2 separate regions of the Mus musculus genome follow, and region 2 is linked to region 1. A link is a contact called in ENCODE Hi-C or POLR2A ChIA-PET data. All regions are on one chromosome and are shown on one strand. The core of a region is the stretch at or near the end of the contact, and the rest is flanking DNA. Distances in the headings are between cores, read along the strand shown. Region 1 holds the start of 4931406H21Rik (RIKEN cDNA 4931406H21 gene). Region 2 overlaps Zmiz1 (zinc finger, MIZ-type containing 1).

The links. A loop is a pair of places that touch in the nucleus more often than their neighbours do. ChIA-PET counts read pairs that join two places held with the same protein, here RNA polymerase II (POLR2A).
Region 2: a map of T-helper 1 cell shows a loop between it and region 1 (2.5-fold over the local background). The contact joins the enhancer-like site here to the promoter of 4931406H21Rik in region 1. A Hi-C loop is called at or near these places in 1 of 37 maps with a recorded cell type or tissue (T-helper 1 cell). POLR2A ChIA-PET finds 5 or more read pairs at or near these places in 1 of 5 experiments (Patski).

Annotation. Positions count from the first base shown.
Region 1 is chr14:25,583,317-25,588,309 of GRCm38, forward strand. It overlaps 4931406H21Rik (RIKEN cDNA 4931406H21 gene), which reads left to right and starts at 3,488. Exons shown (of 1, transcript NR_033492.1): 1 at 3,488-4,993. The region is part of intron 6 of Zmiz1 (zinc finger, MIZ-type containing 1); the gene reads left to right. It overlaps Gm32497 (a long non-coding RNA gene), which reads right to left. Exons shown (of 4, transcript XR_003951081.1): 4 at 1-4,993. RefSeq lists an enhancer at 1,846-4,993.
Region 2 is chr14:25,528,437-25,533,214 of GRCm38, forward strand. The region is part of intron 2 of Zmiz1 (zinc finger, MIZ-type containing 1); the gene reads left to right. Among named protein-coding and RNA genes, the nearest start is that of Mir3075, 3.6 kb to the right of the region's middle. Within about 2 kb of position 2,098, at least 1 of the 3 ENCODE cell types and tissues checked has a DNase peak (open chromatin) inside an H3K27ac peak, as active enhancers do.

The DNA.
Region 1 (4,993 bases), core at 2,238-4,737:
CTTGCTTCTCGTGGCTTGCTCAGTTGGTTTATTTATGCAATCCAGGACCACCTGCCTGGGGTTGGCACCACCCACAGTGACCTGGGCCCTCCCACATCAATCATTAGTCAGGAAAATGTCCCGCAGACTTGCCAGAGGCCAATCTGATGGAGGCATAGTCTCAAGTGCAGTTCTGTCTTCTCAGATGACCCCACCTATGTCAAGCTGATAGAAAACTAACCAGGACACCTAGCATCTATGAGACCCTGGGTTCCATACGGATATAGATAGATGGGTAGATAGGTAGGTGGGTGGATGGATGGATGAATAGGTGGATGGATGGATGGATGGATGATGGATAGATGGGTAGATAGATAGGTAGATAATAGGCAAAGTCAAGAAAGATCATGTAGGCAAAGAGAGACAAGGCCAATGGGAGAATGGGCATTCTGGAAGCCAGAAGTAGTCCTTGGTACAGGGGGAAGCCTCATGCCCTGTGAAACCTGACCTCTGGGTCTTTTAAACCCCTCTCCCAATGGCTCATACAATAGTCTCTAAAGCACAGTAAACCTCAGCTTTGTGAGGCACAGAATATTATCTACATTTACGGATGAGGCCACTGAAGTTCAGAAAAGTCTTGGGGGTTGTCTGCGGTCACACAGCTAACAAACGATCCAGCTGGAACCGGGACTGCAGCCTCCTCTGAGGGCTTTGCCTGCTCCATCTCAGCTGACTCCTGTCTAGGATCCAAGCATCCTCTCGCTTGGCACGGCAGCAGGATGCTGCACTTTCCAAGAGCCATTTTCAGCATTCTGATTCTGACACTCAGGTTTGTTCTCCCTGTCTGCGTCACAGCTGGGCAAGGTCACAGTTCACAGCACCCCTTCCCGTGCTGGGCCTAAGGCAAAGTGTCGTCCGTTTGTTCCTTTGTCCATGTAACTCCTTTGTCAGCTGGTAAGCCAGCATGCCTGTGCCTTGGCAGAAGTGGAATGTCCCCTTGTTAGGAGGCAGACCTGTCAGACCCCTCAGACCCAACAGTCCTGACTCGCCAGCTTCCCTAGGTGTGTAAGGGCATCCCTGCTTGATAGGCTGCAGGCTCTCAGCTGGTTTCTTTCAAGGGATGAGGGGCTTGCTGGGCCCAAGGTTGATCTCTCAGCCACCTTGCCTGGCTCAGACCTGTGGTTGGAGGCTTGCAGCCCTGGTGCACAGATGCCTCTGGGAACTCAGAGGGCTGGCTCTCTCAATGTGGGCCAGGAAAGATGCCCAGGTGGTACTTGACATGGTGGACACCAGCACATGCCACTTTCCAGCCGTCGTTCTCCGTGTGTCTGTCTGCAACACATCTCCTGACCCCTCCTTTCCGCCCAAAATGCACATCACTCCCCCTTAGCTCTGTGGATAAGTGGGTCCATGACCAGATGTAACCTGCCCTTCTGGTGCACATGGCTTTCCTAAGTCTCCCAAGAGGCCTTGGTCCTGGCACTCTGTGCTCAGAGACTATGGCACCCCAGCTGCTCCCCCCCCCCCCCCCCGTCTGCCCCATTTGCCTAGGCTCCACTTTGTCTAGTTGCCTGTGCAGTGTTGCTGTCCTTCCTCCCTGAGGGCCTCTGCTGACTGTCCCTTCCTCATTATTCTTGGCCATATCTATCTTCCTTGACTTTCTGTGACTTTCCGAGTTTCCTTGCTCTCAGACTTTAACCCCACACTGGGTACATGTGGCTCTACATGTGTATGGCTGTGCATGCATGTGTGTCTTTATGTGAAGTATGTGCGTCTCGTGGCTGTGGATCGTGCCTGTGTGCATTGTGAGTGTCGAGTGCTATAAGTATCGTGCATGTGTGCATTGTGAGTGTGGAGTGCTATAAGTGTGTTCAAGGCCATCTCCCTGTGTATTCATGCCTGGTATTTCTGGCTGTGTGGGTATGTACATGGTCTGTGTGTGGCTGTATGTCATGCATGTGTACATTGTATTATGTGTGTATTTATGTACATATGTATGTAATGTGTATATGTATGTATATATGTGTGTTTGCATGATCATATATGTTCATGCCTGGTATGTCTGACTGTATGGGTATGTGTGTACAAGGTCTGCATCTCTGTGTGTGTGGCTGTATGTCATGCACATGCACATGTCTGTCTGTCTGTTTGCATACTCGTGTATGCTCATGCCTGGTATGTCTGACTGTTGAGTATGAACACATGTACCTGAGGAGTCCTGTGATGGTGGAGGGGTTTCAGTGCACAGAGACCTATAGGTGTTCACAGATGTGTGTGGGTTCTGGGGGTGGTGTATGACTGTTACGGAATGGCTGAGCAGTGTGTGCACGCGCAACTAGCTGCATCTATGGGCGCCTCTCCCACCCTTCTGCCTTCTGTCTCGCCTGTCAGGAGGCCAGGCTGGGGCCTGAGAAGGCCCTGCAATGAGATCATGTTGTGAGGGGAGATGCTTTGTCAAGAATGCTACCAAAGAGTTGGGCTGTGTGCGTGGTTGTGGCAGTGAGCAGGGTGGTGACGGTGAGCAGGCTCAGGCCTGGGGGCAGCACTGTATGGCACGAAAATGAGAGAGACAGAGACGGAATGCAGAGCTGAGCACAGCCCAGACACTACAGCAAGCCGCCCAGGCAGCCGCCTCCACGTGGGGCCCTCTGATGCCCAGCCCCCAACTCTTTGTTCTGCTGCAGCCTTTAGCCTCTGCGCGCACGGGAGCAGGAGCACGCATGCGCACATGCACTTGCATCCTCATCTTGAGGCTCCTGAGGGGCCGGCTGCACCCTCCCACACCCCCCACCCCTTCCTAGATAGAAGGTCACCTGCCCAGCCCCCAGCACCTGACACATCCCAGGCTCTCCTCCAAGGCTGTAGCAATGCCCATCAGCCCCCTCCACCACCGCATGCCAGCCCAGAGTAACTTGGCAGGCTGTACTGTAATGTCAGCCTCTTGGGCGCTCACTCAGTGGTTCAGCCTTCTGTTCAGCCTACATGGGAGCGAGAAACCAGGCAGTCGCCATGTCCGAGGGTCCCCAAGAGTTGCCTGCATGCCTCCGCTGGTGTCTATGCTTGAATAGATCTATGTAGCCTCAGCTGACCCTCTGAGCAGCCAGCACATGTTGAAATAGCAGAATAGAGAATGTCAGAGCCCAGAAGGTAAGCAGCCCAGGGACCAAAGGAAAGGAAGATGCGCCCCAAGCTATCCATAATGGGGCTGGGGCACAGGTGGGGGTGCCAGCTGCTTTTTTTTTTTTTTTTGTCTTCTTTTTTCTCCCTGGCATAGCCAATGCTTGGATGCTTGGGTGGTTTAAAGGGACTATTGGTAGAATAGGCACCCAGCTACTGTGGGAGGCATCAAGAATACCCAGGCCATCCTGACAGGCACCAGCAAGCTTTTGGAGAAGGGACCACAGGAGGCAGAGGAATGATTCAAGTGGGGACAGGCAGAGGGTGTTTGCCAATCTTAACACAGCCAGGCTGCCCAGAGCTGGCTGTGGACGTGGGACTGCTGTGTGGTTTTAGGACATGCCTGTTAGTTATGTGCACTTACTTGCTCTTCGTGGAGTAGCACCATCACGCAGATGTTCTGCATCCTTTGAATGGAAACCTTGGGTCTGCATCCCCAAGATGGGTAAAGTCTACTGGGTTCTCTGACCTCTGACCTCTGTTCTAAGCACACCTTCCAGTACAGCAGCCCAGGTCCCAGAACGGGAGTGGAAATAATGTCGCTTGCTGGCTTTAAGTCCCCAGATGCATGCCTGCTCTGTTTCCCTAATGAGTCATGTGCCTGTCAGATGTCAGCTGGTCTTAGTGGAGACACTGAGACATGCCTTGCCTCTCTCTGCCTGTGATCTGTGGAAGAGGCTCTTAAGAGATACTGGGTCTCACTCTAGAGCTCTCAGTTCAGGGATAGGGGCTGGAATGGGGCCTTCTACGGCACTAGTGTGGCAGCCCCGTAGTTAATTTGTCGTGGGGCTGGGATGGGACAAAGGCACCCAAAACCAGTCAGGTCATTTCAACTTCTACCAGCCAGGGCTCTTTACACCAGGGAAGGCCGGTCATATACCAGTGTCCCATTGCTGTGGAAACAAGATTTTTTTTTGCACTCACCGAGCTGCATGGTGACTCTGAGACACCTCCGTGGTGGACAGCACTTCTGGTCTCTCATAGTGTCGTGGCTGCTATCTCTACCTTCACCCTCCCCCATAGCCTTTCTCCACCCTCTCTGCCTCTGCCCACCCCAACAGAGCATTCAGCTGCCTTCCCTTCAGCATGGAGGACAAATAGCCCCATTCAGGGGCACCCGCCAGAGCTGTCTCTCTAAGACAAAGCTGTGTGCAGCTCCCCGTGAAAAACGGCTCTTGGCTGCCCAGCGAGCAGGCAGGATTGGTGGGTGCAGATTGCAGGGGATTTGTTAGTGGCTGCCAGTTCCCCCAGAGATAGCAGGAAGGCAAGGCCTTGTCCTTGAAACACCAGCCTGCCTGGCAGGCTGGGGCACCTTCTCAAGGCCAGGGACAGACTTCCTCCTGGACACCATCCCCACCCCCACCCCCATGTGAACTCTGCAGAGCTGGGCTGTGGGGGAGGGCTTGGCTTCCTTCCTTCTGCCGGGCCTTCGCCCCTCCCAGGCCAGATCCCATGGAAATGGCTCTGGATTTTACTGCCAGCCTGTGGGAACTGACTAACCATCAGATATGTGTTGTGGCCAAAACCTGTGTTCTCTGTGCCATGGGAGAGGTCACTGGGGCTCTGTTGTTAGCACACCCATTTACAGAGGAGGAAATCGAGGCTCTGAGAGGGACAGACAGACTCCAGCCCTATAGTTCTCAGTGCTAGTGACAGAATTTGCTTGAAAGCGAGTCCAGTTTGGGCCCCAGGAAGCTATCCCTCCTCCTGAGTGACCCAGGAAGACTGGGGCAATGACCCTGGTTCCCCCAACTCCCATCTCGCTGAGGGCTGTGCCATGGGCTCCTGTAACCTTGCTCTGCTCTTCAACAAAGAGGACCAGTGGGAGGAAACTTGT
Region 2 (4,778 bases), core at 848-3,347, 56 kb before region 1:
ATAGACAGTGGGGACATATTCAAACCGTAAAATTGGGGTGTCTGCAAGACTAGTATCAGGTGCTAGAGCATCATGAAAAGACTACCCACCTCAAGCAATATCCTCGTGCCTTCCAAGCCCCCAGGGTGTGTGTTCTGTCAGTCCTAAGGATGAATGGGCAGGTGAGGGTGCGCTTCTCACCCCGACACTGTCTTCAGATTGCTAGGATGAGAGCCTCCCCCTGAAAGAACGTGGTGGGGCCGGGGAGGGGTGGTGATCCCAGCTTCTGTAGAGAAGGGCAGCTTACGCCTACAAGAAGGCCTGGCTGGCATGCTCCTAACGATCACAGGACCCTCCAGGACAGGGAGACAACCTGTAATGGGTGTGCCCTGGCCCAGGGATGGATGAGCTGATATCACATCCGTAATTGGTGCAGGAAGATGCAGAGGCTGAACTACGCTGGCACCTTCCAGGGCTGGGCCTAGGGCGCCCAGGAAGGCAGGCCTAGCTAGTCTCTGGCCATGCACAGGGAAGCAGATCAGGACTGCCCTTCTCTGCCCAGCTCCCTGCTGAGGGTTAGTCTCCTCCTAGAGTTTGTCCAGCCACCTGGGCACTGAGTAAACATCGTCCCTCTTCCCAGCTGGAAACTTCAGGGGATGGCAGGCAGCTGGACCAGGTTAGGAAAAGATGAAAGGGAAAGGCTGGACACAAACTCCAGCACTGACCAAACAAGGTGTGGGTGGGGAAAGCTGAGTTGGTGACGTGCCTAGAGACAAACTGTGGGGTGAAGCGCAAAGACCCTTTCTTCTTTAGTCCTTCAGCTGCCTCTGACAAACTCATGGGCCACCCCTGGAGAGAAGGCTGGACTCCAGTAATACCTTCCCTCCCCTTGTCACACCACAGAGGAAACTGAGGCTCAGGGCCATACAGACTGAGGCCACAGGAGAGGCAGGATTCTCTCCAGGCCTGGGTGACATTAGGGCCTTAACAAGAACAGGGCTTTTGGGCTGGAGAGATGGCTCAGTGGTTAAGAGCACCGACTGCTTTTCCGAAGGTCCTGAGTTCAAATCCCAGCAACCACATGGTGGCTCACAACCATCCGTAATGACATCTGACGCCCTCTTCTGGTGCATCTGAAGACAGCTACAGTGTACTTCGATATAATAATAAATAAATCTTTTTTAAAAAAAACGGGGCTTTCATTTGTCTGGAGTTTATAAACCTGGGCTCCAGATGCTACTTCTAGGCACATGTGGCCAGCGTCCTTAAGGGATGCCTGCTTGGTAGGGAATGTGACTGCTTGGGGGTGGCCATGGAAGTCATAGAGAACACACAGTGCCCAGTGCTGGAGCTTCTCCTACTTCTTGTACCTCTTGTGCATTTGAAGTCAACTCATCCAGGCCTTAATCCATCGATGGCTCCAGATGAGGAACTGAAGAACGACCAGCTGTTTATTTGTGGGTCAAGACTGACTCTCTGGCTCTTTAGTTGCTCCCTACCCTGCTACACACACACACAAATACACACACACACAAATACACACACACACACACACACACACACAAATACACACACACACACACACACACAAATACACACACACACACACAAATACACACACACACAAATACACACACACACACACAAATACACACACACATACACACACGAGAGAGAGAGAGAGAGAGAGAGAGAGAGAGAGAGAGAGAGAGAGAATGAACAATTCTGCAATTCTGACTCGGCCTCTGGTCTTGGGCCTCCCCCATACATCTGTGTTCCTGGGTAAGATGGCAGGTTCAGACCAAGGCACTGATCTCTGAGCTTCTACCAGGTGGTAAATGCTGCATGTTGAAGGTCCCAGAGGTAGGGGGAGGTGCCGCTCCTGAGCAGCCCCAGGTCAGCAGTGGGGAAGAGTGATGGCAAGCAAAGCCAAGAGATAAAAAATTTATTTTATGGTCCATAGCATTGAAAGTGAAACGTTCCTGCATTGGTTCCAAGACCCATATTTTGGCCACCCTGGGCCAGGTTCCCTTCTGAACAAGACCACGGCCCCTTAGAAAGGAGAACTAGCTGTGGCATCCTTGAGGTATATCGCAGTGGCCTGCACAAAAGGGAACTCCTGCCCAGTGTGTGTGTGGAGGTTGCCTAGAGCCTGTGGGTGATACAGTGGAAAGGGAAGTGGCCCTTCTTCCAGGAGCAAGCAAGCCTGACACAGACATTCTGCACATGCTCCTGGGGCAGCCGTGGAAGGGCCTGGACCTCTAGTTCTGGGATTAGTGTCTGGGGCCTTCTACTGAACAGGACCCATTACAGCTTTAGTAAATGTCACGCTAAGCATCTCTTAGCATTGCGTGCGGCAGAATTCCATGATGCCCTGCTACAGCCCAGGAAGGCTCTCAAGGTCCACCCTCTTATGGATGAGAAAGCAATCCCCAAGAGGTTCCTTGCCCAGCATCACATAGCTCAGGAAGTGGCAGAGATGAAATCCCCGTCTAGTCACTTGATGCTGTCATGCGTTCTGAGCCAGGTCAAAGGAAAAGTGATTCTTTGATGGACTGGAGAGAGGCAGGCCTGTCCCTTCCCCCCAGTATGGGGAGCCACCTACTGGAGCCATGGGTCTCTTCTGCTTAGGGGAGTCGGCCGTGTCACTTGGGGGCTTTCGGGTGAGGCTTTCATCCCTCTTCTTGCTCTTGGTGGGATCTGGTGCAGAAGGCAGGAAAGGGAAATCAATCCTCACCCTGGGCCCAAGCTCTAACTTGAGGGTTCTCATTTACTCTGTCTGTCCTACTCTTGGGTAGGACTTTCCTTTCTCTGGACAAGCCCCACATTCAGAAGCTAGGGTAGTGTGGGCAAAGATCAGTAAGCCATATGTGTGCCCCATGGTCAGAACATATTCTGAGAAAGAGGTAAATGGGCAGAATGGTCCCCCTTGGGCCTGGGAACAATATTCACGGTGAGCAGGGAATTTCTGGCCAGGAAGGTTCTCTACAAGATGGTGGTGGGTCACTCAAACCACAGCAAGGCAGGGTTGCAGGGATGGAATTAGTCTGAGCCTCTGTCTCATGCATATAGCTGCCCCTTCCCCGGATACCCTGAGGCTACAACCTCAGCCCTGACCCTCTGTCCCAGGAGGTACCCTGTACTGACAGACGCAGCCTAAGGCCAAGGTGGTGTGCCTCCAAGCCCTAGTGTAATCCCAGGCCCATGTGGATGATGGATGGACAGACAGATGAACACACCACGAGCACACACACACACACACACACACACACACACGAGCACACACACACACCTATCTACCTGTTCTAATACCCTGGAAGCATCCACCCACCTGCCTTCCCATATCTGCTCAAAATGGAAGCAGGAGCACCCCGTCAGGCAGAGAAGCTGCCGAATGCCAGCTTTCAGCTCTTTCTTGCCTTCCTTGGCTTCCGGTTTGCCTCTCCTGTACGTGCCATCCCCAGTCATTTGTTAAAGAAAAGAAGGAAATTTCCAAGGGAGAAATCGAGTGGCTGACAATGCTTAGTAGTGTGTTGACAGCTCAGTGACCTCCTCTAGTACCACATCTTTGGGTTCCTGATGGCCCCAGGGCACGAACCCGAGTTCCATAGCATGTCTCTCCTGTGGGTGGGTCCTGCCGTGTACATGTCTCAGGCACAGCTTGCAACATTCCCTGGTGCTGCCCTGGTCTGCACTTGTCACCTGCCCACCGCTCCTGCCCCCTCTCTGGCTCCCTGGTCAGCGGACCTGGCCCTGCTTTGATGCGGGGCAGGGCAGAGCAGGGCAGGGCTCTACAGCAGGCTTCCCTGGGCTGCTTAAGAATCTGTGAGCAGTTCTTAGACCAAAGGCCTCCTAATGATTACTCCTAGGCACCCCTATCCGTGAGCCATCAGCCCACCTGTTTGTCACCTGCTTCTGGAGGCCGGGTGAGGTACCGCAAAATCTGATCTGAAATGCTGAGTAGTCCCCAAGCATGCTACAACTCCACCCTGCCTGGAATGAGGACAGCCAAGTCCTTCCTTGTGGCCTTCATAGCCCAAAATATAGATAGCTGCCTAGCTCTAATTATGCAAAGAGAAAGAAACATCGGGTGTTCTAGATGTTCTGGAAGCTCTAGAAAAGTCTCTGGCAGGGAGGGACACCTCTGTGAAGGCAGCTTATGCAGGTGGTCTTTCAGGGAGTGAAGGTGGCCAGACAGGGTCCATGGGACAGTGACAGAAATGCTGAAGGTACAGGGTGAGGTGGGAACCTCAAAATTCTGCTGCCTTTGGCCAAAGACCTTGGGATGTGCAACTTCAGGTCTGCCTAATGGTACCTTCCCATTATGGTACCCAGGACCGTGCCACAGGCTGAGGGAGCTCACAGAGTTGTTGAGGAAGGGCCAACAGGTGGGAGGATTCTTTTGGTAGCAGACTAGGCCACACCGTGTGTGTGTGTGTGTGTGTGTGTGTGTGTGTATGTATGTGTGTGTGTGTGTGTTTATCTGTGTGTATGTGTGTCTGTCTGTCTGTGTCTGTTTTGTGTGTCCCTATGTGCTTTCTGTCACTCATCCTGAATCATGTTCCAGTGCTCTCAACACAGATCTCATCTATACCCCTTTCTGGGCAAAGCTAGACACCGGCCAGAAGTCAGCAGTAGGCCTGTGGGTGGCTCCTGCCTGTGTGCACTTCTCCAAGAACATCCTGGAACATCCCTTGTGGGGCTCCCCGAGAAAGGCTGGAGACAGCTCTGGCCTCCCAGCCAGCAGACCTTGGCTCCCCCAGCTCTGGAGCCTGAGTCAGGCTATCCCTGTCCAGACC